5 separate regions of the Homo sapiens genome follow, and all the other regions are linked to region 1. Evidence: chromatin contacts called from ENCODE Hi-C or POLR2A ChIA-PET data. All regions are on one chromosome and are shown on one strand. The core of a region is the stretch at or near the end of the contact, and the rest is flanking DNA. Distances in the headings are between cores, read along the strand shown. Region 1 holds the start of ZBTB1 (zinc finger and BTB domain containing 1). Region 2 holds the start of FUT8-AS1 (FUT8 antisense RNA 1). Region 3 has its middle 32 kb from the start of MIR4708. Region 4 overlaps SYNE2 (spectrin repeat containing nuclear envelope protein 2). Region 5 overlaps CHURC1-FNTB (CHURC1-FNTB readthrough).

Region 1 (3,823 bases), core at 641-3,140:
AAACGAATGTAAGAGGTTAACTGAAGACTCTACTGTAGACGTTATGTTTATTAACCTTTGGAAAAGCATTTCACCTCTACTATGCTTCAGTTTCCTGTTTTTGTTGTTGTTGTTGTTTGTTTTTTTGAGACAGAGTCTCGCTCTTGTTGCCCAGGCTGGAGTGCAGTGGCGCCATTTCGGCTCACTGCAACCTCCGCCTCCCAGGTTCAAGCGATTCTCCTGCCTCAGCCTCCTGAGTAGCTGGGATTACAGGCGCCCGCCACCACGCCAGGCTAATTTTTGTACTTTTAGTAGAGATGGGGTTTCGCCATGTTGGCCAGGCTGGTCTCGAACTCCTGACCTCGGGTGATCCACCCGCCTCGGCCTCCCAAAGTGTTGGGATTACAGGCGTGAGCCACTGCGCCCGGCCCAGTTTCCTGTTTCTTTAAGAGGAGGAACCCCCTTTCTAGCTCCCAAAGTCATCCAGTTATTATTGAGACTTTATTAGATATCCAGCAAGTGATTCAAAAGCAAAGTTTTGAGGTTCTGAGCAAATGTTGGCCAGCCATCATTCAAGCCTCATCTTTTTGTACTCAATTTTCCCCGTTTCTCCACATCATATCTATCTGCACTGACAAAATTTCATAGAATCTAATTTCTCCGTTTCAAAGAAGGCTGTGATTGCTCTGTAAATTATGAGACCTGCATCCTTCACCAAATCTGCTTCAGAGACATTGATCCTACGTTGCCTCAAAAAGCCTCGGACCACTCCTTGGGTTCGAGTGTCAAAGGGAACACTATTTCTTGTACTGATACATACCGTATGGAAATACACTAACACCAATGAAGAATCTGCGTGCACTGCCACACTGAAATTCGACTTAAGAACGTTATCACACACAAATGTCCTATCCCCAGAAAACGTCAAGGATTTTCATCAACCTCTTCCTGATTCGCCCAATTTAGAAAATGTCATGTCAACCCTTCAGATCATGTACACGCGTTGCTTAGGTAGAAAGGGAGACTGGGTGGGGTGGCTGAGCTCAGACCCTGCCTACATACTTTAGTAGTAACGACTCCCGATCTGCATCCAACACATTTACCGAACTTCTAGTAAGCGCCCACCGCTGCAAGCGAAAGCACTCCCTTCCCAAGAAACAGATCTTTTCCACTTAAAATTCCCAAACTCAGACCTTCCACTTTTTACTGAACAAAAAGCGTGTGTGCCGGCGAGAGGGGGTGGGAAACAGCGTAACAAGAATTTGCACGGATCTTACGCCTCCTCCCTCGGAGCGCGCCCAAGTCTGCAGCCTCGGGCTCCGGGACACTTCCCCTCCCACCCGCCGCCGAGCCGCAGCTGTAAGTTGAGAGAAGCGGGCTCTAGGCACGTCAATCAACCGGGTTCTCCCGCCTCCCGTCTACACCTCCCCTCCCCCCTCGAAAAAAATAAAGGCAGAGAAAGAAAGAAAAGAAGGTAACTAATTTGGGAACTAGTCTCCGTAGGGGCTTCGCCTCCGACTCAGGGAGGCCGCACGCCCGGGACCTGACGCGCCGGCAACAAGCAGGCGGCCTGGCAGCCGCCCGTCACCGGGTCCTCGCAGCGCGTCCGCCGCGCTCCGGCTCCCCGCACGGATCGGCGCCCCTCCGGCCCCGCACTCCGCCAGGCCCGCGGCCCGTCGCCCTCCGGCCTGGGCCAAAGTTGCGCAAATAGCCCCACAACTGGCAAATACTTACCGGCCGCAACAGGAACCAGAGCTGCGGAGATTTTAGGGAGTTTAAGGCAAATCAGCCGCGGGAAAGGCGGGCGAAGGCGAAGGGGCCGCGAGCTGCAGTGGCGGCGGCGCGCGGCGCTCGGCGCTCGGGCTGGGCTGCGCGGAGAGGCTCTGGCTCTGCCAGGGACTGTGCTGCAACAAAGGACTTCCGCTGCCGCACAGCCGCGCCTGCCGCACCGCACTGAGCCGGCCCCGCTTACGCGGCGACTCCGGGTCTGCCCACCAGTTCGCTGCGGCGTCCGCCAGCCTTCCCCTCCCTCTCGCCCGCCCACCCACTCTGCCGCTGGCTGCTAGGGGCACCCGCGGTCGCCTGTTTGTTGCAACAAGTTTCTGCGTCGAGCTCCGAGGAGGCTGGCGCAACCCGCACCGCGGGGGCCGTCGCGGCGGCGGCGGCTTGACCACCCCTCTTGCCCCTCTCAAGGGTAGGCTTGGGACCTCCTCCTCCTCCTGTTTGCACAGCTGGATGGAACTGGGCTCCTCCCGACTCCCCAGGGCAGGATGCGAGGCTGCTTTCCCACTCCGTCCAGATGTCAGACCCCTGCCCGTTGGGCCCAGCAGCTGGGCCGTCACTCGCGGTCCGCCTCGAGTGCTCCGGCAACCTCGCCCTGCCCCGTCGGTTCAGGGTCGCCCAGTCCCCGCGCCCCCCCGACCCCACCTTCCGTGGGCCTGCTGCCTCTGGCCCTGAGTCACTTCCCCCGCCATGCCCCACCTCGCCCAGTCCGCCTCTCCACCCAGGCTCCCGCGGCTCGGCCTCCCTGGCCCCGCGCCCTCATCCCTTCCCCAGCGAACACGCGGGCGCATCCTTCCCCACCCCCACCTTCACCCCAGAACTGAGGGGGTGCCTGTGCTTTTGCACACCCTGGGGAAAGTCCCCGGGTCACGCGGTTGTTTGTGGGGAGCCTGTGACGCTCAGGCTTGTCCCTATGCTTCCGCCTACAGAGTCACAACTGCGAACTGTGGCGGCGGCACTCAGAGCGCGGGCCGACCCCCGCCCGGCCACTGAGGCGGGCGGGCGGGAGGGCGCGCACGTACGCACGCACGCACGCACGCACACCCCGGCCCTGGCGCCCCTCTTTCCCCTGCTACCAGACACGCGGTCACGTGGGGCCATCGCGGGCTGCCGGCGCGGGAAGCCGCGCGAGAGGCGGCCGAGGGGTGCGTGAGCCGGCGCCACTGCTTGCAGTGCGCGGCTTGGGAGCCCGCCCCTCCTGCACGGAGGAGTCGGCCTGCCGCCGCGGCGGCATCTGGGTAAGCGACGCGGTCCTGCCCCTGTGGGCTGCCCCGGGCTCAGTCCCTCCTGCCGCGAGCCACCCAGGGCGGCGGCCTGCAGCTGCACCAGTCGCGGGACAGATGCAAGTAGCTGGGGAGAGGGGTGTTTTTGGTCCGATTGAGATGTCAGGCAGGGCACAGGAGGAAAATACATCCGCGAGTGAGCGCTGGGCCGACAATACCCAGAACCACCCTTTGCTGCTCGTAGGAGCGGCTGCCGGGGCCTGATTCAGGGTGGCACACGGGGTGCCGCGAAGGTGCAGAGCCGTCCCGGCCGCGGGTCCGGGTGCGACCCCCAGCAGGAAACCCCAGTAGGCCTGCGGCCTCCCTCGGGTAGCGCCGACCCCTCTTACGAGCGGGCGACTTTCCAGATGCTGGGAGGACGCTGCGGCTACTGTTTCCACTCCCAGCTTGTGATTACCTCGTTTCTAGGGCAAGAAGACATCCCCCCCTTTTCTATCTTCAAATTATGTTTATCTTGTTCTAAGCATATCCGGTTTTTCTTTTTGAAGCTTGACCCATCTTATCACCGTCTTCTCTGGCACTCAGTATTTGGAGTAATCAGTTGTTACCAGTTGCGGAGGCAGCGCATAGCACAACGTAGTACCTGGAACCTGACGGCACCTAGCATGTTTCAACAGTTAGCGCCCGCATCACCCCAAGGGATTAAATTTGGCATTCTTTCTCTTGAGACTCAAGTCCTGGCAGAGCTGTTGATCCTCTCACAAGATTCTGTCATGTATGTAAAGTACACTTTGGAATCTTAAATTTTAGAGCCGAGAGGTGCCTTATAGAAAATCTGT
Region 2 (3,823 bases), core at 388-2,887, 910 kb before region 1:
AGTTTTCATAGAGGCAAGCCAGTTAAGTCAGTTACTTGAGATGCGTTTAACTCTAAACTGACACAAAACTTGTGTTGAATTTGTTCCGCAAAACCTTGAAATTTGGGGTTATGTACTACAGAATTTGGCTTTTCTGGGTCCACCTTCCTGAGTGGGTTTAAATAAACTGTGAATAATTAAAACATAGGAAGGAAAAAAACACCACCTGTCCGTGCCTTTAACCAAGGCCTCAATCTATATATTATATGGCAAAATGCTAAAATAAAAGCTCATCCGGGACAAACCCTAAGCATGACACTGCCACTTAAGAAATACACTGCGTCTCTGAAGATTGCAATCCCCACTGTGAAGAAAGAACAGGTGCTGCACCCGACAACCCACTCAATCCTGCAGGACAAACCTCCTAGAACTGATAAATATGGACTCATTTAACCTTCCCAAATAAGTTGATACTCAAAAGCCGCCAGCTCGTCATTTGCACATCAAAAGGGAGTACAGCTGCACTCAAGCCTTTAACTGCCCTGCATCAGTCCCTCGCGGATCTTTGTGAGGGTCCACTCCCTGCTTTCTAGCCCGAGCAGCACTCAGAAAGAGCCCATAACGCACGGGCATCTTCCTCCCCACAAACCGCGACTCCAGGGACCGAGCTGCTGACGAAGGGAAGGTAGGTGTGGAGGGGAAACGACGGACACCTCCCACCCCCGCCCCCAACCCTTCTCCTTCCCTAGGCTTTGGCCCCTGCCCTAGGCAAGGATGCGCGACGCCGAGGGCAGCAGCGGCGCAGCTCCGCGTCCCGGCTGGAGAGGCGGGCGCCCCTCACCCTCTGCCCGCGCCCCCGGGGCTGCGCCAAGGCATCCGCCAGAGCGTCCCGGGGGCTCCCTCCCCACTTTTCCGAGAGCCGCTGGTTAACCGGCAGCAGTTGCAGCAACAGGCCCGGGTGAACGAGCAGGGACAGCCGCGGAGCCTCCTCAGATCCCGCGCGCAGCCCAGCCCAAGACCCCGAGGCGCGCGGGGCCCGGCTCCCAAAACGCCCCCTTACCCCAGGCGGGAGCAGAGGCGGTCTCCGCCGCTCCCCGTCGCAGCTGCCAAAGCCACAGCCCTCAGCCGCAGCTGCCCCACGATGGGGGAGTGGGAAGGGTGGCTGAGTGGAGGATGCTACTCCCGACCGAACGGAGAGGAAGAAACGGAAACAGGAACCGCCGCCGCCGCTTAACGGAGCCTTCGGCGCCACTGACTGAGGCAGAGCGCGAGGCGGCGCGAGCCGGGCAGTCGCTGACAGCGCGAGACCGAGAGCGAGCTGGGTCCAGGGCGCGCGACCCTGAGCAGTGCCGGCCCCATTCCGCGGGGAGACGAAGGGACGGGTCGGCTGGGGCCAGGCGGCGGGGGTGGGATGGGGAGGGGGCCTGGAGAGGAGGGAACCGGCTGCTCGGGTCGGCCGGAGATAACGCGCGCACGCGCCGGAGCGGCTCTGACAACGAGCGCAGGCGGGGAAGCCTCGGCCAGCGCCGGCGTGCGCGCGCGAATGGGGGAGCGCGCCCCTCGGCGTTCCTGGCTTCTGGGAGAGGGCGCGCATGCGCCGGCCGCTGCCACCTACGGCGACCCTGGCATGTGCCAGGGATTCTCCCCGCCCCCTTCCTCGCTGCGCCGGTGGAGAGCGTAGCAGCAGCATCCACCGCCTAGCAGAGCCGCGGGCCACAGCGGGACGGCACAGTTCCAGCAGGGCAGCGGCTGCGCACGCCGGCTCCGGCTCGCACACAGGCGTAGGCCGCCCTCTACCGCCTGAAGGCCGGAGGCTGAGCGGGGCGCGAGCGGATCCTGGATCCCGGGAGGAGACTCGCCTCCAGAGAATGCTGTGCTCCCTACAGCGCCGGGAATGGACCGGCCCGTGCCAGCTCAGTCGGCGGCCCTAGGGGGCACCCGCACTAGAGGTTTTGAAGCTGGCTCCTTGCTACTTTTAGGGGTGCGCGCTGCTGCTGCTCAGCCCCTGCAGCCCGCATTTGGCCGCTTGACTGCTGCTTCCAGCGCGATCCTACAATGGCATCGCTCCCCCAGGAGACTCAGCGAAGCCCTACTTTATCTTGTAAGAGCTGTTTCCACATTCACTCGAAGAGAAAGACCCCCCCCACGAGGGCCTGAGTTCGATGCCCGGCCTCTCCCGACCCGCGGCTGCGACAGCCCCTCTGAGGCGGAAGTTTATTTAGTACGGGAAAGAGAACAGCACGGGGAGAGGGGAGAGGCTTTGCCCTAGGATGCGTCCTACCCGCTCGGACTCGGAAAATTCCCGGCGCCCGCGATGCAGAGCAGTGGACCGAAGGGCTGCCCCAGAGCAGCCCAGACCGCCAGCTGAGCGGGAGGACCGGAGCGCGCCGCCCCAGCACACAAAGTAGTCGCGGGACGAGGGGTGCCGCCGAGGCCAATCAGAGCTGCGCGCCGCGTGAGTGGAGTGCGAGCCGGCCAATCAGAGGGCCGGAAGATGAGCTTCCCGTTCCAAACTCTTCCCTGTAGCCTTGGGACCCAGATCCCAAGCCTGGGGCGCTTTACGGTGGGAGAGCGAAATGGTGCCCTTAAGACAAGAATCATTTCTCTAGGCTTGGGCATTTTAAAGTACATACCGGGGATACTTATCCCAAAGCAAGTAGCGGCGGCCTTTTAGATGTTAAATATTAAAAGATCACAGAAAGGAGATTTAAGAGGCAGTGGCCTGTCAAGGTTGCAATCTGCCTAATATTCATAAATTCACATATTTATTGAGACCTTCTTATGTACCAGGAACTCTATCACAGATACACAAATAAGGTACTGCTGATTCAAAAGAAAATCCCTTGTCCTCAAGCAGCTCAGGTTGTGAGGGAGGCTTTCCTAGACCTTGAGACTCGTATTTATTGTCAGCTCTTTAAACAAAAAGCACTCTATGAAGTGCTGTACTTTACAGTCGTTTTTATGATTATCTCCCTGTGAGAAAAGAAAATTGAAAGGAAAGTAGAGTGACTTGTCCAAGATCACACAGAAGATGTACTAGCAGAGCCAGAATTATGTTCTAGCTCAGTTTGGGTGTCATCATTCAATAAAATAATTCAATAACAATTTGTAAATGCATGGATGCTCTCTCCCATGAGATTTCTGTACTAAACGTATAAGCAGGACAAAATTCTGGTATAAAAGTGACACACTTTGGTTGTTGGAAATGAACACAAATTTTAGACTTATGTGGGATTAAAGGTAAAAATCTTACCAGTCATACTTTAGATAATTTTTAGAAGTCAGAGGTGGGGTGGATATTTACTTCTTAGTTTAAACACAGCATTTTAAAAATATTTTAACAAGCAAGCGTAACTTTTTTTTTTTAAGATAGAAGAAGCAGGAAGGATCACTTAAGCCCAAGAGTTCCAGGCTGCAGTGCCACATCGTGCCTGTCAGTAGCCACTTCAGCCTGGGCAACATAGCAAGACCCTCATGTCTAAAATTAAAAATAAAATTTAAAAAAAAGAACTACTTCTAGTTGGTTAATAATCATGATAGTTTACACTGTATAATACTTTGAGATACCCAAGTACAAAGCTTTACATTTGCCTAAAAATTCCATTTTTGTCTGGTGTTCCATTTTTACTTCCAAAATCCTAGGAATTAAAGCACTTATTTTCCCTACCTCCTTCCAACTGAAAAAAAAAAAAAAAAAAACCTGTCCTAGGAATGTTTTGCCCAGGATTTGGTGCATTTGTATAGAACAGTATAATATACGTTAAAATAACAAATAACTTTGGTATCTCTTGAATACACTCAGAAACTAATTCTTCAGTGGTTTTGAAGTCTGCTTTGTTGAATC
Region 3 (3,823 bases), core at 943-3,442, 800 kb before region 1:
TAGCTGGGCGTGGTGGCGGGTGCCTGCAATCCCAGCTACTCAGGAGGCTGAGGCAGAATTGCTTGAACCTGGGAGGCGGAGGTTGCAGTGAGCCGAGATCACACCACTGTACTCCAGCCTGGGTGACACAGTGAGAGACTCCGTCTCAAAAAAGAAAAAAAAAAAAAAAGGAGAGAAAATACAGAATCAATCTAAGTGCAAGTGTTATTCTCACTGGCACCTGCATGTGGGAGGCTGGCCAAGAGAGAAGAGCTAGGTGGAAGGAAGTGGCGCGAGGCAGATGAGGAGGCCAGAGGACAGGAGAAGGGGCTGGGCAGGGTCTCTGCCTTCCTGCCCTCTGGAGGCACTCACTTTATCACACTGGTGGCTAGGGATGCTGGGGTCAGGAGGGGCAGCGAAACAGGCTTGCACCTCCATGGGTGCCTCTGCCCTCATCCAGCACCCTATGCACAGGCCGCATGCCACTCTGGTCATGCCTACCATGGCTGGCAGGTGCTATTTATCACTGGGTCTTTTTACCTAAATGTGGCAGGGAGAGAGGATAAGGAGGGGAAACTCTTCACAGAAAAATGTTCTTTCTCTCTAGATCCACGGGCTCCTTATTCTTCACACGTCTGACTTGATCCTTTGCTTCTTCCAGATTCAGACCTTTCTTGTAAGTGGTCCCTTCCCGAGTCCCAGTGTGCTCATTCTTCCAGGGGCTCGTAGTTACTGCCTTGAGGGAACCGTTTGGGTGTCAGCCACCTGACCCCAGGTTACAAGCAGAGGAGCCACAATTAGCCTCTATTCAAACAAAGGATTCCATCTATAGAAGCTCATTTGTTTTCCTCGCTGCAGCTGGCTGGGCTGGGGGGCTGGGGGGCTGGGAGGGGGTTTCTCTGTCACTTTTTTCTTAAACTTTTCCTTTACATCCAGGAAATGACCAGTTCATTACAGTTAAAGAGTAAGTTAGGGGCCGTCCCAGCAACCAGCCAGCTCCTTGTATTTCGGGCTTTTTGTTCCATTAAAATACCAGAAGAGCTGTTTCATTCGGGCACTCCCTTTCCGGGGCTTGAAGAGAACCCAGAGGTGATTTCCAGCCATGGGTCTCCCTGTGAGCCTTGTAAACCCTCAAAATCACCACCCTCCCCTTGTATCAGGAAGCTTAGGGCAAACACCTCCAGCTCTAGTGAAAGCTGGATTTCCTACCCGCCTCCCACCCCTAACCCTCCAGCCCCATCCCCAAAGTACCACTGGATTCTGGAGTCAGATGAGCCCCAGCTGTGTCGCTTCCTAGCTTCGTGCTCATGGGCAAGTCAGTTAAACTCTCTGAGCCTCAGAAGGGAATAATGATAATGGTGATACCAACTCGGAAGGTTTGCAGAGATTAAAACCCAGTGGGATTTGTAAATGATGCTTAATAGACTTTAAAAGCCTATTTAAAGTTAGACAGCATCATTTCTCAGAATGCTGGGCTAGAGAGGAGCTTTTAAGATTTTTTCTTGTGTGCCTAGAATGTAAGCATCTGCAATGGCACTTCTAACACCCCTGGTGAGGGAGTCCTAATCAAATAAGGGTGGGTCTACTTGTCATGTGTCCTTCAAAGAGTTAAATACTAAAAAGAAACTTGCAAACCTTAAGGGAACCTCAGTGCTGGACACAGTGGGAGAAAATCTATCTCCGTTTCCTGATGGTTCTGGGTAACTGTGTGAACTTAAGAGGCTTAAGAAGACATAGGAAACAGTCACACCTGCCTCACAGATGATCTGAGTTGACAGTCACCCACAGCCCCCAAAGTTGTGGTGGCCTAGGAATGACAGCACAGAAAATCACCCCAGTTTCAGTCTGACTGGACCCCACCCTGCTCCCTCCCACCCCATCCCCTTCTGCCCTCTTTATTCTTGTCTCTCTGAATTGACAGTGGGTCAGGTCTGTCCAGAAAGGGTTAACCTTCAGGCTGTCGGCCAGGTGATTACTAAACTGGAGCCCTGACTTTTATTTACTGGCACATAAATCTTTGCTTTGACAATTGTGTCTGAGTGTTTTAACGCCTAGCTGGCCCTGCTGGAGTTTGTTTGACCATGTTTTGAAAAGTGACTTCAGTGCTTGTGGTAGTAATTGGCCTGGCACCACGAGCTGGCGACACGGCAGCGTGATGGACTGCAGCAATTTGAACTCAGCAGCTGATTTATTTTCTGTGGCTTTCTGCTTCTGCTGCTTCTGGTACTGCAAAGGCATGAAGTGGTCAAAGCCAACATGGGGCCCAGGGCCTTCTATCTGGTAGGTATGCATGGCGTGTGGAGGTGGTGTTTTTCTGCTAGATGTCCTTCTAGAAATGGCCAGGAATTTTCCAATGGCTCATGATAGAAAAGCCTCCTATGTAGTGTTTGGCCTGTGATAGTCCTTTGGGTTCAGTGTCTACCAGGTTGACCTGAGATACGCTTTGCATATCTCAGTGTAGACATAAACCCGAATGAGAACAAGCAGAGAAGATTTATGGAGAGCTCTCTATAGCGAGGGAGTCAGCCACTAGCACTTGGTTTTAGCAGATAGTCAAAGTCAGGCGGGGGAGTAGGCAAGCTTTAGAGTGAGAAAAAAAGGGGAGGGCTTCAGGTGTGCTCTGATAGGAGGTTGTTGGCATGAAAGAGCTGGAGGCAGGCTACTGAGAAGCAGGGTGCCCTATAGAATTGGTGTAGAGAGCATATCTGGCTTTCTCTGGTTGGTCCTGAGTTGGAAGGAGGGCCAAAATTTAGGGAACCTGGCAATGATTGACCAAGTCCTGACTGGGGGCTGATTGCTATAGAGGCTGTGGTTTGGCTTCCTGGGCTGGTCGCTACAGAGGCTGTGGATCAGAGTTCAGTTTTCATATATGGTCTGGCCATTGTCCATTTGCATATTTGGTCTCTCGATGGAGACTAAATTTGAGAATCCTGGTCAGTCTGGATTACGTTGGCATGGTTAAGCTGCTGCCTAGTAAAAATGTATTGCGCAGATGTTTATCATAGCGGTAGTTATAATTGCAAAAAAACACAAAACATAAAACAAGGCTGGAAACAGCCAGAATAGTCAATTTTATAGAATTAAAATTAAGGTGTACCCACATTGCGCTAAACTTTAAAAGTGAAGACATTCTAATGACATTGGAAATGTTTATAAATGTGATGCAAAATGACAACTTGATTCAAAAATCATACATACTATGTAATTTTAGGTATAAACAGAGGTTGGAGAGTCTTCCTGGCCCTTAATTTTTAGGTAAGATGTCCTCAAATACCCGTCACAGGGGTATAGGCAGTCCATTACCCCCCTGGGATTTCTGAAAACTTTCTGAAGATGCATACAATCGTCCTATGCATACAATCACCCAGGCTGTGAGCTCCTACTTCCCCAGGATTATTTAAATTCTGGAATATTGGCTCATCACCTGTCACACGCTGCCTCTAACCTATGCCATGTCAATCCAGTTGTAGAGCTCAGTTCTTTCCTTAATTTCAACAAAAACTCAGTCACCTAAGGCTTTGCATAGAGCAGAGGTATCCAATCTTTTGGCTTCCCTGGGCCACATTGGAAGAAGAAGAATTGTCTTGGGCCACACATAAAATACACTAACACTAACGATAGCTGATGAACTAAAAAAAAAAAAAAAAAAAAATGGTCCGTGCATAAATCTCATAATGTTTTAAGAGAGTATACAAATTTGTGTTGGGCCACATCCAAAGCCGTCCTGGGCCACATGCAGTCCGTAGGCCGCGGTTTAGACAAGCTTGGCATGGAGGGATTTATATCCTGCTAGGCATACTAAAAAATCAATATTGTTAGCTGGGTGTGGTGGCTCACACCTGTA
Region 4 (3,823 bases), core at 762-3,261, 610 kb after region 1:
ACCAACAAAATAAGGTAAAACAAGATGAACGAAAGTATGCCAACAAAATAGAACACTAAACTAAAAGTGAGAAAAACAGGGACTGGGCATTGAATACAGAAGAAATAAAGGGACGTTCCCAGGACGATAGTGATGCAGCAGATTGAGGCAGGAAAAGGGAGGGCTCTGAGAGGGAGGTTTGGGGTGCAAGCTGTGGGGAAGATTACATGGGAAGGAGGGATGTGACTACAGGCAGGAGTGAACCCATGAAATGAGAGAGTGTACAGACTGCTGTCTCAGTGAGGCTGAAGAATGATTACGGTTTGCATACATTAGGAAATACACTAGAAGAGCTGGCGGCTGTGTTCAGAGAGATTTCAATGAGTGGCTTTGAACATAAAGCAGCTCATGATAAGACAAAGTTCCAATTTGGGATCTCAGAAACTTTTTTAAAAAATGTATTCCTCCATGCATTCCATGAAGAATTTGTGGTTTGCAAAACATGCTCGCTGTTCCTCTGGGTAGGAATGCTGAGAAATTTTGAAGTAGAGAAGAATGAACGGAGCTCTCATCATCTGACTTCATTTTTCTCAGGAAAATAAGAGCTGAGGTCATCTCCTGGGAGCAGGAGCAGGGGGAGCATGGGTGGTGTGGGGTCCTTGAGGAATAAACAATGCTTGGAACAGGCCAGTTAAGAACACAAACCAACCAACCAAAGAAGCATACAAGGATTGTGAGGGCAGCTGAAGGCCCACTGAGGCCAGAACAGCACCGGCTGCGAATGAACCCAAATGGCATGCTGGGTCCAAGGTTGGCCCAGGAGGGCTCAGCAAAGATGTTCTCACATCTGCCTGATGCTCATTTCTGCCAACTAAAAAATCCTGTAAAAGTGCATGTATACACAAGGAGACACATTCAAGAATAATCAGGGTAGAACTGTTTGTAAGGAAAAAAGTGGAAATAATCTAATACTGTCAGCAGAGAAACAGATAAACTGTCGCTGATTCATGCAGAAGTGAAGACTATTCACAGCTAAAATGAATGAACAGCCAATATCAGCATGGATAGATATCAGAACTACAAAGGTGGGGAAACGAGCCAGCACAAAGGATAGACATGCTATGAAGTCATATGTCCTTTATGTAAATTTATTTATTTATTTATTTATTTATTTAGAGATAGGGTCTCACTCTGTCGCCCAGGCTGGAGTGCAGTGGCACAAGCTCAGCTCACTGCAATCTCCACCTCCCGGGTTCAAGCAATTCTCCTGCCTCAGCCTCCCAAGTAGCTGAAATTACAGGTATGCACCACCATGCCTGGCTAAATTTTGTATTTTTTGGTAGAGACAAGGTTTCACCATGTTGGCCAGGCTGGTCTCAAACTCCTGATGACAGGTGATCTGCCTGCCTTGGCCTCCCAAAGTGCTGGAATTACAGGTGTGAGCCACTGCGCCAGGCCATTTATATACATTTTAAACACACGCATGAACACATATACAGTAAAAGAACAAAAACATGCTAAGGCAGGATACCCACCACTTCACAGAGTGGAGGGCAAAGGACTGGGAGGACAGACTTCAGCTATATAGTTTACTTAGTTAAACATCTAAGTAGGGAGTCCATTATCAATGTTTAAAATAGTCATTATTAACTCTTTAAAATTTTAACAGAATTCTATGTAAGTTAGAGAAATGAGAGGAAATGGCTGAAAGAGCACTAGACTTAGAGTCAGGAGAACTCGGCTGTAGTCCCAGCTTCTCCACTGACCACTCGGCCTTGGGCAATCATCAGCTTCTCCAAGGTCCTGTTTCTTCATCTGTTAAATGAGGGTAATGATTTTGTCCAGGCCAACATTCAGACTTTCAGATTCCTGCCAAGGAATCTAACCCAAAGTTCTCCGCCACGCATTTACAAACACTGGATTACAAGAAACAATATTCATAGAGGAATGCCTGAAACAGAGTCCACCCATTCCTGGATGTTGTCTTTGGATCCTGTCCAGCTGCCAGGGAGCCATGAACCTGAACTGCATTGTTCTACCCCTTCAGAGAACTGCTTTTATTAAAATGTATTTCAGTGTGATCCCACAAGCCTTACTATGCAGGATATGATAGGAAAAAGTCAAGAGAAACCTACCATTGTACTCTTTCTACAGGAGTTCGGGAGTACACAGCCCATAAACCAGTGTTCCTTTTATGAGAACATGCTATGGAAAATTCTCTCAGGTCTCAGTACCAAGAAAAACTGTGATCCTAGGCATCTATTCTTTTAATTTAATGAACATGTTATTTTTATAAACAAGGTTTCCCTCCCTTTTTTGGCTGCTACAGCCGATCTCTAGCAACTACAAATGACTTTATAGAAAATAAGTTGCTTTACCACTGTCTACATCCACCTATCCCTATTTTTCCTTCATTCCAATGTCCTCATCTATTTTTTCTTCTATAGAATTTTATGTTTCTCTATAAAGTGCTTCAAACTTTTCCCTGGAATAAGAGAGGATATAAATAAATTAAGTCACAGACTTTCTGTAAGGACAAGATGATTATCTCATTTAGTATGTAGCATGTTGAAATTACAAAATTGTAATGAAATTTTGTAATGAAATTACAAAAATGTAAATTTTTTCTAGGTTTTTTTTTTTTTTTTTTTTGGAGATTTGGAGACAGGGTCTCACTCTGTCACCCAGGCTGGAGTACAGTGCACAATTTCAACTCACTGCCACCTTTGCCTCCTGGACTCAAGCCATCCTCCCACCTCAGCCTCTTGAGTACCTGGGACAATAGGCACACACCACCTGCCCAGCTAATTTCTGAATTTTTTTTTTTTTTTTTTTTTGATAGAGACAGGATCTTGCCATGTTGCCCAGGCTGGTCTCAAACTCCCAGGCTTAAGTGACCCATGCACTTTGGCCTCCAAAGTGCTAGGATTACAGGTGTGAACCACCCTTCCTGGGCCACAAATGTAAATTGTTATTCATTGGTGAGAAAGAAAAAATTGGTAGTAGAAAATGGAAATTTGGCCAGGTGCAGTGGCTCACGCCTGTAATCCCAGCACTTTGGGAGGCCAAGGCAGGCAGATCACAAGGTCAGGAGTTCAAGACCAGCCTGGCCAATATGGTGAAACCCTGTCTCTACTAAAAATAAAAAAAAAAAAATTAGCCAGGGGTGGTGGCGGGCGCCTGTAGTCCCAGCTACTCTGGAGGCTGAGGCAGGAGAATCACTTGAACCCAGGAGGCGGAGGTTGCAGTGAGCCAAGATCATGCCACTGCACACCACCTAGGCAACAGAGAGAGACTTCATCTCAAAAAAAAAAAAAAGAAAAGAAAATGGAAATTTATGTGCTTTCAATAAATGAGATTATCTTAATATTTCTCAATGCCATATCACTTGAAGACAGCTAGATCCCAGCTGTAAGCTCTAGGAAGAGGCCTAATTTGTAGACAACATGCTAAAGCATCCCTACGGAAAACACAGGAATGACTTTGTGACCTACTATCATTTCTGCCAGATTTATGTCCCATCACTCTTGAACTAAACGTGTATCACCAATAGCCGGAGTCCCATAGAAAGCCTGAATCAACAGAGTCTTGCCTACAAGCAACAGATTAACAATGTTTCTAGGGTAGTATGGAACAGAGTAATGGAGAGAGAGAACGTAGTGAGGGCCATAATGAATTATTATTCATAATAAAAATATATTCCTAAGGACACTTTACATCAAAGAATATATTTGTAATGATTATACTCCTGGTGAATATACTTATTCTGCCTTCCCTCCATTCCCTCATTCTGCCCCTCAATCTCCTCTCTGGGAGAACAGCAGTCCAGGCTCTGCAGTGTATT
Region 5 (3,823 bases), core at 887-3,386, 530 kb before region 1:
GCCAACATGGTAAAACCCCATCTCTACTAAAAATACAAAAATTAGCTGGGCGTGGTCGTGGGCTTCTGTAGTCCCAGCTACTCAGGAGGCTGAGGCAGGAGAATTGCTGGAACCTGAGAGGCAGAGGTTGCAGTGAGCCGAGATCACGCCATTGCACTCCAGCCCGGGTAACAACAGCAAGACTCCGTCTCAAAGGAAAAAAAAAAAAGAGCAAACACAGAAAACACAAGAGAAGAAATTATCAAAGAAATACTGTAATAAAGAATCTTGGTACTAAAGTATATGCACTTCCAAATCGAGTGCCCAGCAAAATGAATAAAAATAATCCACATCAAGATTCATCATCAAGTTTCCAAACAAGAATAAACATTCCAGGCCAGGCGAGGTGGCTCATGTCTGTAATCCCAGTACTTTGGGAGGCTCAGGAGGGCAGATCACTTGAGGTCAGGAGTTTGAGACCAGCCTGGCCAGTATGACGAGACCCTGTCTCTACTAAAAATACAAAAATTAGTCAGGCATGGTGGCAGGCACCTGAGGTTGCAGTGAGCTGAGATTACGCCACTGCACTCCAACCTGGGTGACAGAGCAAGACTCCATCACACACAAAAAGAATAAAGATTCCAAGCCGCTAAAGAAGGACAGGATGGGGATAGAAAAAGAGAGACAGAAGAAAAAAACATACAGAGAATTAAGAATCACAATGGCACTGCCAGGTAGTACAGCACAGTGGAATCCATTTGATTTCTCTGTATTTCTGCTTAATATAAAATTTAAAGGCTGGGTGTGGTGGCTCACGCCTATAATCCCAGCACTTTGGGAGGCTGAGGCAGGCGGATTGCTTAAGCTCAGGGGTTTAAGACCAGCCTGGGCAACATGGGAAAACCCCGTCTCTACTAAAAACACAAAAATTAGCCAGGTGTGGTGGCATACACCTGCAGTCCTGGCTACTTGGAAAGCTGAAGCAGGAGGATCACTTGAACCCAGGAGGTCAAGGCTGCAGTGAGCCAAGATCACGCCACTGCACTCCAGCCTGGGTGACGAAGTGAGACCCTCTTTCAAAAAATAAATAAATTAAATTAAATTAATTAAATTCAGTATCCCACCACTTGACATATAAGGAAACTATGACACAGAGCAGTGGAATAACTTGTCCAAGCACAAAGCTAATTAGAAATGGCAGGCTGGCCATCGTGGCTCACACCTGTAATTCCAACACTTTGTGGGGCTGAGGCAGGAAGATTGCTTGAAACCAGGAGTTCAAGACCAGCCTGGGCAACACAGTGAGACTCTGTCTTTACAAGACATTTTAAAAATTAGCTAGGTGTTGTGGTGCACACCTGTGGTCTCTGCTACTCAGGAGGCTGAGGTGGGAAGACTGCTTGAGCCCAGGAGGTCAAGGCTGCAGTGAGCCGTGATCATATCACTGCAATCCAGCCAGGGCAACAAGCAAGACCGTGTCTTCAAAGAAAAAAAAAAAAAGCTGGGCGCAGTGGCTCATGCCTGTAATCCTTGAACTTTGGTAGGTCAAGGTGGGTGGATAGCCTGAGCCCAGGAGTTCAAGCCCCACCTGGACAACACAGACAGATCCCATCTCTACAAATTTTTTTTTTAAACATTAGCTGGTTATGGTGGCACGCGCTTGTTGTCCCAGCTACTTAGGAGGTTGAGATGGGAGGATTGCTTGAGCCCAGGAGGTGGTGGCTGCAGCGAGCTGTGATCACACCACTACACTCCAGCTCGTGCAACAGAGCAAGACTCGGTCTCAAAAAAAGAAAGAGAGAATTGAAAGACAGAGGAAGAAAGAAGGAAGAGAAGAGGAAAGAAAGGGCAAAACTGGGATTCAAACCCAGGCTGTCTGAGTTCCGTATCTAGTCTGTGCCTAACCAGTCAACCCCCCTGCAAATGACAGCTGTACACTGAACAAAATACAAAAAAACAGCTTCCTGAGGGTTCAGCTGACTGAAAAAGGGCAGGCAGATTTTGGTGGAGTTTGAAACTTGGAACAGAGAACAGCATGCAGTTAGTCCCTCCCTTCCCCCACAACTTTTTCTCTCTGGTTTGCCCTCAGGATGGCAGCCATAGCCCAGGGCGGCAGCAGCAGGCCAGGGGTCAGGGGTCAGGGCGGGCAGCCAACACTCTAATGGGAAGCCAACCATCCTTCTGGCAGGAAGATGCAGGCTGCCAGAAACTGAGGACGAATCCAGAAACAGGAAAGTCAAAGAAGAAAAATCCCAAATTCTGCATTTAAACTCAGTTCAAGTTTCCACATACGTGCTGGGGAAACAAAGCAACTTCTAAGCAAGAACTGAGCTCTGAGCTGCTGCATGAGTGACAGTTTGTAGCTTGAGTCTGACCAAGTTGACTGCCTGCTAAACTGAAAACATCAACCCCTTTTGGGGCAAACCAACAGAATCCATACCGTTCTGTTGTATGACACCTCCACCATCATATCACAATGTCTAGGACACAACACAACATCACTCAGCACAGGAAGACTCATGGAGCTGACATGCCAACTCCAGGACACACAGATGTGGAAATTCCCAGACAAGCAATTTAAAGCAGACATTATAATTCCATACTTACCACAGCAAAATGAAGAAAAATGCACTCATAAAGAATAAAAAGATGGAAAATCTCAGCTGAGAAACACAAAATATAAAAGAGAACCAAACACAGGCAGTGCCTACTCTCCAGCTCTCAACTATAGCTGCCTTACCATTGAGCATGACAGTCCTCAATGAACTCTGGTTACTATTATCAGCCTTATTAACAATGACATTGGAAGCCAGAAGATAATGAAGCAATGCTTACAAAATTCAGAAAGACTACAGTTTATACCATTGCCAAGTTAGAAATCTCTAACCAAATAATTAAGTGTGAGATTAGAACACAGATACATGCAAGATATTAAAAATGTATCTCCCAGGTACCCTTTTTTGGGATCTGTTGGAGTACAATACTTCATGAAAATAAGAAAACCAAGAAAAAGGAGGACAGGGACTTCAACGAAGGAGAGAAATGAAGTGAATTTCATGCTGAAAGGAAGCTTCGGGATGCCTGCTGTGTAGCAAGCTGAGAGCAATCTGTCCAGACTGAAGCAGGAGGGCAGAGGGCTCCAGAAGGGGCAACTCAAAACGCACGTGTGCACAGAGACAGGTTACCTGAAGGGTTTGACTATGTTTAGAGTAATTTTTTATAGCTCTGACAGACAATTTGGGAAGGAATTCATAAGTACATTCATGATATATCCATTAACTCCAGGAAAATGAAACTCATACAAAAAAGTAAACATGATCTCAGCATATCATCTGGTATCACTGTAAATTATATTTATATGGTAATACATACTACTTTGATAAAAATAAAATTTTTTTAACTAAAACAGTATCTCAGCTTGGCTATCATTCCATCATAGTATATATGTGTCTACTATACCTTTTGCTTCTTTTTTTGAGATGGAGTCTCGCCCTGTCGCCCAGGCTGGAGTGCAGTGGCGTGATCTCGGCTCACTGCAAGCTCCGCCTCCTGGGTTCACTCCATTCTCCTGCCTCAGCTTCCCGAGTAGCTGGGACTACAGGCGCCCGCCACCATGCCCAGCTAATTTTTTGTATTTTTAGTAGAGACGGGGTGTCACCATGTTAGCCAGGATGGTCTCGATTTCCTGACCTCATGATCCGCTTGCCCTGGCCTCCCAAAGTGCTGGAATTACAGGCGTGAGCCACCGCACCTGGCCTGCTTTTTTTAAACTATGAAATATTTGGAGCATCCAGGAAAGTACAGCAAACAAAATATAGAACATACACGTATCTAAGACCTAGCT

The links. A loop is a pair of places that touch in the nucleus more often than their neighbours do. ChIA-PET counts read pairs that join two places held with the same protein, here RNA polymerase II (POLR2A). Pooled maps may share reads with other maps.
Region 2: a loop to region 1 is called in a map of B cell, with 9 times the contacts of the local background. The contact joins the promoter of FUT8-AS1 here to the promoter of ZBTB1 in region 1. A Hi-C loop is called at or near these places in 1 of 168 maps with a recorded cell type or tissue (B cell) and 10 of 50 pooled maps. POLR2A ChIA-PET finds 5 or more read pairs at or near these places in 1 of 52 experiments (CD4-positive, alpha-beta memory T cell).
Region 3: a loop to region 1 is called in a pooled map, with 5 times the contacts of the local background. The contact joins the enhancer-like site here to the promoter of ZBTB1 in region 1. A Hi-C loop is called at or near these places in 2 of 37 single-sample maps with no recorded cell type and 6 of 50 pooled maps. POLR2A ChIA-PET finds 5 or more read pairs at or near these places in 3 of 52 experiments (HepG2, OCI-LY7 and PC-9).
Region 4: a loop to region 1 is called in a pooled map, with 1.9 times the contacts of the local background. The contact joins the enhancer-like site here to the promoter of ZBTB1 in region 1. A Hi-C loop is called at or near these places in 2 of 50 pooled maps. POLR2A ChIA-PET finds 5 or more read pairs at or near these places in 4 of 52 experiments (CD4-positive, alpha-beta T cell, HepG2, OCI-LY7 and 1 more).
Region 5: a map of gastrocnemius medialis shows a loop between it and region 1 (7-fold over the local background). The contact joins the enhancer-like site here to the promoter of ZBTB1 in region 1. A Hi-C loop is called at or near these places in 1 of 168 maps with a recorded cell type or tissue (gastrocnemius medialis). POLR2A ChIA-PET finds 5 or more read pairs at or near these places in 1 of 52 experiments (K562).

Annotation. Positions count from the first base shown.
Region 1 is chr14:64,502,837-64,506,659 of GRCh38, reverse strand. It overlaps ZBTB1 (zinc finger and BTB domain containing 1), which reads right to left and starts at 1,890. Exons shown (of 2, transcript NM_001123329.2): 1 at 1,714-1,890. ZBTB25 (zinc finger and BTB domain containing 25) reads left to right here and starts at 2,822. Exons shown (of 3, transcript NM_006977.5): 1 at 2,822-2,999. RefSeq lists silencers at 1,581-1,690, 1,801-2,060, 2,661-3,090 and enhancers at 1,780-2,450, 2,551-2,640, 3,411-3,510, 3,571-3,690.
Region 2 is chr14:65,410,431-65,414,253 of GRCh38, reverse strand. It overlaps FUT8-AS1 (FUT8 antisense RNA 1), which reads left to right and starts at 1,637. Exons shown (of 1, transcript NR_024334.1): 1 at 1,637-3,662. It overlaps FUT8 (fucosyltransferase 8), which reads right to left and starts at 1,524. Exons shown (of 11, transcript NM_001371533.1): 1 at 1,040-1,524. RefSeq lists enhancers at 219-783, 2,026-2,345 and silencers at 706-895, 906-1,025, 1,326-1,485.
Region 3 is chr14:65,300,965-65,304,787 of GRCh38, reverse strand. No RefSeq gene overlaps it. Among named protein-coding and RNA genes, the nearest start is that of MIR4708, 32 kb to the left of the region's middle. RefSeq lists enhancers at 87-186, 2,317-2,386, 2,407-2,506 and a silencer at 1,737-1,836. Within about 2 kb of position 2,192, at least 10 of the 41 ENCODE cell types and tissues checked have a DNase peak (open chromatin) inside an H3K27ac peak, as active enhancers do; they include OCI-LY7 and PC-9, where a contact is called at or near this core.
Region 4 is chr14:63,894,584-63,898,406 of GRCh38, reverse strand. The region is part of intron 1 of SYNE2 (spectrin repeat containing nuclear envelope protein 2); the gene reads right to left. Among named protein-coding and RNA genes, the nearest start is that of SYNE2, 43 kb to the right of the region's middle. Within about 2 kb of position 2,011, at least 21 of the 41 ENCODE cell types and tissues checked have a DNase peak (open chromatin) inside an H3K27ac peak, as active enhancers do.
Region 5 is chr14:65,033,489-65,037,311 of GRCh38, reverse strand. All of the region lies in intron 9 of CHURC1-FNTB (CHURC1-FNTB readthrough), which reads right to left. All of the region lies in intron 7 of FNTB (farnesyltransferase, CAAX box, subunit beta), which reads right to left. It also overlaps a transcript of MAX not described here. Among named protein-coding and RNA genes, the nearest start is that of MIR4706, 9.3 kb to the left of the region's middle. Within about 2 kb of position 2,136, at least 9 of the 41 ENCODE cell types and tissues checked have a DNase peak (open chromatin) inside an H3K27ac peak, as active enhancers do.